Regions from separate parts of the Homo sapiens genome. Here region 1 is linked to region 2. Evidence: read pairs that join two places in POLR2A ChIA-PET (ENCODE). Cell type or tissue: B cell. All regions are shown on one strand. Region 1 overlaps TMEM131 (transmembrane protein 131). Region 2 overlaps TMEM131 (transmembrane protein 131).

Evidence for each region. ChIA-PET counts read pairs that join two places held together with the same protein. Peaks named below come from ENCODE experiments on the same cell type or tissue, not always from the same donor. Only the 100,000 strongest peaks of a DNase experiment are listed, where the experiment ranks them.
Region 1: POLR2A ChIA-PET joins it to region 2 with 7 read pairs; 3 of 35 experiments call an interaction of 5 or more read pairs at or near these places.

What each region holds. Positions count from the first base shown.
Region 1 is chr2:97,848,798-97,852,797 of GRCh38, reverse strand. The region is part of intron 5 of TMEM131 (transmembrane protein 131); the gene reads left to right. Among named protein-coding and RNA genes, the nearest start is that of ZAP70, 140 kb to the right of the region's middle. In B cell, no CTCF peak of the experiment used is centred here; no DNase peak of the experiment used is centred here.
Region 2 is chr2:97,960,983-97,964,982 of GRCh38, reverse strand. The region is part of intron 1 of TMEM131 (transmembrane protein 131); the gene reads left to right. Among named protein-coding and RNA genes, the nearest start is that of TMEM131, 33 kb to the left of the region's middle. RefSeq lists an enhancer at 1,762-1,841. In B cell, no CTCF peak of the experiment used is centred here; no DNase peak of the experiment used is centred here; H3K27ac peaks cover 1,319 bases.

The DNA.
Region 1 (4,000 bases), 110 kb after region 2:
TGAAGCTTTGAAGCCAGGCACTGACTTCTCTTTAGATGGTATCTTCCAACAGAAGGCTGCTTGATCTACATGGAAAATTTGTTGTTTAGTGTGGCCACGTTCATCAATGATCTTAGCTAGATCTTCTGGATAACTTGCTGCAACTTGTACATCAGCATTTAATGCTTCACCTTGCACTTTTATGTGATGGAGCTGGCTTCTTTTCTTAAACCTCATGAATCGATCCCTTTTAGCTTTCAGCTATTCTGCAGCTTCCTCCCCTCTCTCAGCCTTCACAGAATTAAAGAGAGTCAGGGCCTTGCTCTGGATTAGACTTTGGCTTAAGAGAATGGTATGGCAAGGCCAGGCGTGGTGGCTCACGCCTGTAGTCCCAGCACTTTGGGAGGCTGAGGCAGGTGGATCACCTAAGGTCAGGAGTTCGAAACCAACCTGGCCAACGTGGTGAAACCCCATCTCTACTAAAAATACAAAAATTGGGTGTGGTGGTGTGCACCTATAATCTCAGTTACTCAGGAGGCTGAGGCACAAGAATCGCTTGAACCTGGAAGGCAGAGATTGCAGTGAGCCAAGACCACGCCATTGCACTCCAGCCTGGGCATCAAGCGAAACTCCATCTCAAAAAAAAAAAAAAAAAAAGAGAATGCCGTGGCTGCTTAGCTCTTCCATCCAGACCACTAAAGCTTTATCCCTATCAGCAATAAGGCTGTTTTCCTTCTTTACCACATGTGTGTTCACTGGAATAGCATTTTTAACTTCCTTCAACAACTTTTCCTTTGCATTCACAGCTTGGCTGTTTGGCACTAAAGGCCTAGCTTTGAGCCTCTCTTGGCTTTGAGCATGTCTTCCTCACTAACCTTATTTCCAGATTTTGGGTTAAAGTGAGAGATGTGCAACCCTTCCTTTTACTCCAACACTTACAGGCCATTGTAGGGCTACTAATTGGCCTAATTGTAATATTATTGTATCTTAGGAATAGGGAAGCTTGAGGAGAGGAAGGGAGTTGGGAGAACAGCAGTTGGTGGAGCAATGAGAACACACATAACATTTTTCGATTTAAGCTTGCCATCTTATGTGGGCATAATTTGTGGTGCCCTAAAACAATTTCAGTAGCAACATCAAAGATCACAGATCACCATGCAGATATAATAATAATGAAAAATTTGGAAATATTGCAAGATTGCCAAAATGTGACACAGAGATAGAAAGTGAGTACATGGTGTTGGAAAAATGACACTGATAGACTTGCTTGATGCGTGGTTGCTACAAACCTTTAATTTGTCAAACAAAAAACTGCAGTACCTGCGAAGTGCAGTAAAGCAAAGCACAATAAAATGAGATATGCTGTATGTTTTGAAGATACACCCAACAGGATTTCCTGATGTGGGATTTGAGAGAAAGAGAAGAGTCAAAATTGACTCTAGAATTTTGTCCTGAGCAACTAGAAGGACAGAGTTGAGTCAGCTGAATTGAAGAAGGCAGAGGGTAGAACGGGTTTCAGAGGTACAATCAGTAGTTCAATTTGGACATGTTAGATTTCAGGTATCTCCTAGATATCCAAGAGGAGGTGGCAAATAGGCAGATAGTATTCGAGTTTGGTATATGAGAACTCGACTAGAAATAGAAATTTAGGAGTCACTAGTGTATATCTGAAGCCATGGATCTGGATGAGATCACCAAGGAAGGAAAAAGCCCAGGGACTGAGCTATGGTACAGTGCTGACTTGGGAAAATTACGGTTTCTTAGTGGTATTACTAGAAACTCAGATCTCCTATCCATCATCTACATACTAGATGTCCAGTTCCGATAGTGGCAGAAAACTGCACTAAAAATTAAACATTCCATGGTGATTTTTCTAACTCTTTGGAGTTTAGATGGGCCTTAAAAGGGTATTGTTTGAATATAGACATTTTTAAATCAAATTAAGTTCTCATAAAAACCTTAAAGGAAACCAGTTTTCCTCTGGATACATTTTCAGTAATAAACATAGGCCTTATGAATCTCTTCATTGACACTAGAACTGTTCTTGGGTAGGAATACCATAATTCTAAAACTTTCACCTTTTTTTAGAGAACATTTTAGATTTTTTTTAGGTGGATACACAGCATTTATTGTACTAATTTTGCTACTGTTTTTTTTCTTTCAACTTTTATTTTAAGTTCAGGGATACATGTGCAGGATGTGCAGGTTCGTTACATAGGTAAATGTTTTTTTCACATCTTTTATATCAGAAATTGAGACCCATGTTACAGTCAAGGGCACCTTACAGTCATGGTCAGCCTGGATTAAGGGTGTGTTTTTCCAGAGAGGATGGCACTGGTGGTCTCAACACTACCAAGGAAACATTAAATTGTCTGCTTGAGGTTTTTTTAGACCACTGGTATGTATTCAGACCACACACCTCTATGAGTACTGATATATAGCGCAAATTCTAAGAATAAGTTAGTTTTTCTCCCTTCCTGCGGTGCCCAGAATGACTCACATAAGTTTTCTTCACTGCCCCTTTCTGTGGGTCAGGTTTGTACTTGTCATCCTCACTCCTTGTTTTATCTGAAGATCTGTTAGGTCTGCATTTTTGAACATTCTCTTTTTTTTCTTTTTCTCATTCTTGGTATGGTATAAAACATCTGTATTACAAGCACTGGCATCTTAGATGGGAAAATGATATTGTCATGTTTTGTTTTGTTTTGTTTTTTTCATACTGCCGGAGAGTCCTCTCTATGTCTCTCAGTGTCAGTTCTGTGAATCCTTATATTGTCAGAGGGAGTTAGGAAGGTGATAAAAGGGTGACCAGTCATATGATTCTGTAGAATTAAATTCACAACAATAAAAAGTGTGGGTGGACTGCCTGAACTCAGTGATATTATCTACTTCATTTCAAGATTTTGTTGTTTTAAAGTTAATTTGGCTTTAATCTTGCCCACCAAGAGTTAAACCTGAACATTCAATTATTTGTTCTTGCCCCAGGGGAACATGAACACTGAGACCCTTATGAAAAAAGGTCCAGGCTAAAATATGCTTGAGTGAATCCGCAACCCTCGTGGATTCACCCAAAACAGTAAAAAAAAAAAAAAAAAAAAAAAGAGAGAGAGAGATATACACACACAGACACACACATATATATACATAGACACACTGATGTATTTAATATATATTTTATATGTATTTGTTTTTAAATTATAGTATACTTGCAGTGAAATTCACCCTTTTAGTGTATAGTTCTGAGTTTTGACAAACCCATAAGGTCATATAATCAACAATTTGGTCAACTCAAACCACTGAGTGTAGCCTATTCCAGAAGACTGTATTAATGGAACCATGTAGCATATAGCATTTTTAGTCTGGCTTCTTTCTTTTAGCATAATGCATTTCATATTGGTTGGTGTAGTAGGCTGTATCAGTTCTTTGTACCACTTTATTATTATGGAATAGTATTTCATTGGCTGGCGGTGTCACTGTGTGGTTTATTCATTCACTAGTTGAAGACTTTTGGGGTGTTTCCAGTTTGGAGTTATTATAAATAAACTCACTGTAAATATTTACCTACAGATTTTAACAGTTTTTTATAACAACTGTTCCAGTTTGTATTCCCATGAGAAACATGAGAGTTTTGGTTGCTCCACATCCTTATTAGCACTCTGTATTGTGAGGTTTGGGTTTTTTGTGATGCGAGTCACTCAGCTAGGTGTACAGTGTTAGGCCATTTTTATCTTAATTTGCATTCTCCAGTGAAAATTGATTTTGAGCATCTTTTTATTTGCCATCCATATGTTTTCTTTGGTGAAGTGTCTGTTCAGTTCTTTGCCTGTTTTTTAAGTTGAGTTGTTTGTTTTCTCATTGAGTTCGTGAGAGTTCCTTATGTGTTCAGGATACAAGTCTTTCTTGAGATATGTGATTTGCAAGTCTTTTCTTCCAGTTTGTGTCATACCTTTTCATTCTTTTTATATAATATTTGAAAGAGCAGAAGTTTATAATTTTCATGGTGTCCAGTTTATCAAATTGT
Region 2 (4,000 bases):
AGTGGGTGTCTCACACAGGGGAGACCAACTCATCTGGCACCCTAGAAACTCTCTTTCCCACAAAAAAGAATTGTATCTATATTTTATAGATGAAGAGACTGAGGTTGTAAAGACCAAGAGTCAGTGTTTTCCCAAAGTTTGCTGATAATAGTGTGTATTAATTTACTGCTTGGTAACTTATTTCTGTTTTATAGATTAGTATCTTCCTTCCCAGGATTTGTTGGAATTAAATAAGAATAGTGCATGCAGATTGCATAGTACAGTGTCAGGATGTAGAAAGCATTTAGGAGATATGGTTAGACATTTTACTTGGGTTATTTCTGTTTCGATGTGTTTTTCTGTCTGGGAGTAAACAGGTGGTTTAAGGAAAAATCTTGATTGCAGTAGAATTGACTTAGTCAAGGACGTATATTTCAAATGTGTGTTTAACAAGCTTGATATGATAAAAATAGATCCAATTCTTAGTTGCATGTGATTTTTGCTTTCCTCTGTAATATTTATTTGACTGTTTTAAAGAAATTATGGAAAACATTGACTTCTTTCCCAACTGTATTTCCCTGCAATTTGTTTGCAGTGGAACTGAATTTACTCTAAAGAGGAGGTATGTGGCTTGCATATCATTTTCAGTAATAGGAAGTGACATGAGCAAAATTGCAAGGAAACAGAGATTAGAGACCAGCCTTGAATAAATCCAGTATAAAAGTAGAATGCCTTAACATTTCTCCTAATTTCCTAAATTGTATTACAGCAGTATTTTTGACCTTGTAGGTGGTGGTCTCCTTTATTATTATTATTTTGTCTGGGGACATAGGAGATTTCTTGAGAAAGACCTTTAACTGCAGCTGTATGTGGTAATAAGTGTGTAGGGATTGCTGTCATTCTATTAGTAGAACATTCAGGAATGTGAATGCTTGATTTGCCAGTTTCCTTGGAAGTCGGTTGGAGTATTAGAATATTACTGTACACTATACCTGTGCCACTTTTATGTAAGCCTGTTAGAACTGGATTCTGGAAAACATTTATATTTGAGAAGTTAACTTATTCTTCCAAATATTAATTCATTCTGTATCTAGATATTTCAGACTTTTAGCAAAAATTTACCACTATGCATTTGCATAGAAGAAAAACTTTTAAAAATATGTGATGTAGTATAAACATCTGATTTATAAGTGAAGATAAAATTATTCTAGCTTATATATAACAACAACAACAAAGGGAAATTATTCTAGCAATCTCAAAAATTCTTATTGTATTTATTTATTTTTTGAGATGGAGTTTTCACTCTTGTCACCCAGGCTGGAATGCAGTGGCGCGATCTCCGCTTACTGCAACCTCCGTCTCCCTGGTTCAAGCGGTTCTCCTGCCTCAGCCTCCTGAGTAGCTGGGATTACAGGTGCCCACCACTAAGCACAGCTAATTTTTGTAATTTTAGTAGAGACAGGGTTTAGCCATGTTGGCCAGGCTGGTCACAAACTTCTGACCTCCAGTGATCTGCTCACCTCAGCCTCCCAAAATTCTGGGATTACAGGCATGAGCCACCATACCTGGCCTGCAATCTCAAAAATTCTTAAAGCTGACTGGTTCCTGAGACCTTAAGGAAACAAAAAAGCTATCAAAAATTAGTAAAGCTCCTTTTCTCCCACTTTTAACATACAAGAAATTAATAAAAGACAGAAATGAGGTGACATCTATGTGCCTTCAGGGTATTAAGAGCCCAGGGTAATAACCTACTTTAAAACAATGCTGTAAGGTTGAACATGACTAAACTTGTGCCAGCTTTCTTTTTCTTTCCTTTATGTTTTAGCCAACTCTATTGAGGTATAATTTGCATACAGTAATATTCACTAGTTTGAAGTGTGCATTTTGATTAGTTTCATAAACATACAGTTGTGAAAATGGCACCATCTTAATGTAGGACATTTCCATCATCTCAGAAAGTTCCCCTGTGCCTGTTAGCAATCAGTGCCTTTTCCTCATCACTGGTCTCAGGCAACAACTATTGCTCTGCTTTTTGTCACTTTCTGTAGCTGCTGCGTGGTCTAGAATTGTAAATAAATGGAATCATACTACATGCAGTCTTTTGTTTTGACTTGTTTCAGTTTGCATAATGCTTTTGAAATTCACGTTACATTTATCATGTTTGTTTCTTTTTATTGCTAAGTAAACTACAATTTAGTTTTTTACCTGTTAATAGATTTCTGGGTTGTTTCAAGTTTAGGGCTATTATGATTAAAGCTTTTATGAAGGTTTAAGTAAAAGTTTTTTTGTGGACAAATATTTTCATTTCTCGCAAGTAATACCTGGGAGTAGATTGATGAGTTGTATGGTAAGATTATGTTTAACTTCAGAAGAAACTGTCAAACCATTACCAGCAGGATGTGAGAGTTCCAGTTGATTTTACAGTATGTCTTTCCCCAACACTTGATGTTGTCAGTCATTTCAGTGGGTACTTAGTGGTATTTCATTATAGTTTTTTTTTGAGACGGAGTCTCACTCTGTTGCCCAGGCTGGAGTGCAGTGGCGCTATCTCAGCTCACTGCAAGCTCCACCTCCCGGGTTCACACCATTCTCCTGCCTCAGCCTCCCAAGTAGCTGGGACTACAGACACCCGCCACCACGCCCGGCTAATTTTTTTGTATTTTTAGTAGAGATGGAGTTTCACCCTGTTGGCCAGGATGGTCTCAATCTCCTGACCTTGTGATCCACCTGCCTCGGCCTCCCAAAGTGCTGGGATTACAGGCGTGAGCCACTGCGCCAGGCAGCCTTTTCATTTTTTAAGCAGCGTTTTTTGAGAGTAAATATTTTAAATTTTAATGAAGTACAGTTTTTCAATTTTTTCATTTACAGGTCTGTGTATATTCTGTATCCTGTAAGAATTTTTGCCTACCACAAGATCACAAAAATTTTCTCCTGTGTGTTTCTCTAGAACATTATAGTTTTAGCTGTTTATTTAGGTCTGTAATCCATTCTGAGCTAATTTTTATATATGGTAGGAGGTGGGAGTCAATATTCATTATTTGCGTATTCAAATAATGGGAATATGTAAATAATGCATATTGCAATAGGGAATAGAACACAAAAGCATGCTTTTTGTTGTTGTTGACTTTTAAAATATTGACCTACAATTTCCCGTAAGTTCACTTTTTAAAGTGCATTTGCATATTCAGCTGTTGCAGCACAATTTATGAAAAGACTTTCATTTTCCTCCATTGAGTTGCTTTGGCACCTTTATTGAAACTCAGTTGACCATGTATTTGCGTGTCTGTTTTTCGATTTTCAATTCTGTTCTGTTGATTTACATATCATTTTGTCAGTTCTGTATTAGCTTGGTTACGGCAGTCTTTTAGTAAGTCTTTAAAGGGAGGCAGTATGAATACTGCAACTGCTTTGGCTGTTTTAGTTACTTCCATTTCCATGTAAATTTCAGACTTGTCAATTTCGAAAACAACAACAACCTGAGATTTTGATTGAGAGCACATTAACTCTAATCAAACTGGTGAGAATTGATATAACAACATGGAGTTTTTAATCCCAAACAAGATTCATCTCTTTATTTAGATCTTTTTTAATTTCTTTAAACAGTATTTATCTCTCATGTTTTTGGAGGCTGTTGTATAGGGAATTGTATTTTTTCCATATACAACAATTGTATATTGTATACAAGTATACAAACAATTGGATATTTGTTCTGTATACAACCGATTGTATTTTTTCCAAATACAATGAAATTATATTTTATTTTATTTTTCAATTGTTCAGTGCTTGTATATAGAAATGTAATTGATATTTGTTATTAACTTTACGTGCTATAACCTTACTTGTTCTAATAGCACCTTTTTTTTTTTTAGATAGTGTTTACAGCTTCCTTTCCTTGTTCCCAATTTTGGGGGGAAACATTCAGTCTTTGACCATCAAGTACGATGTCAGTTGTAAGTTTTTAATAAGTGTTCATAATCGCTGAGGAAGTTCTTTCTATTGGCTTACTGGTAATTTTCATCAT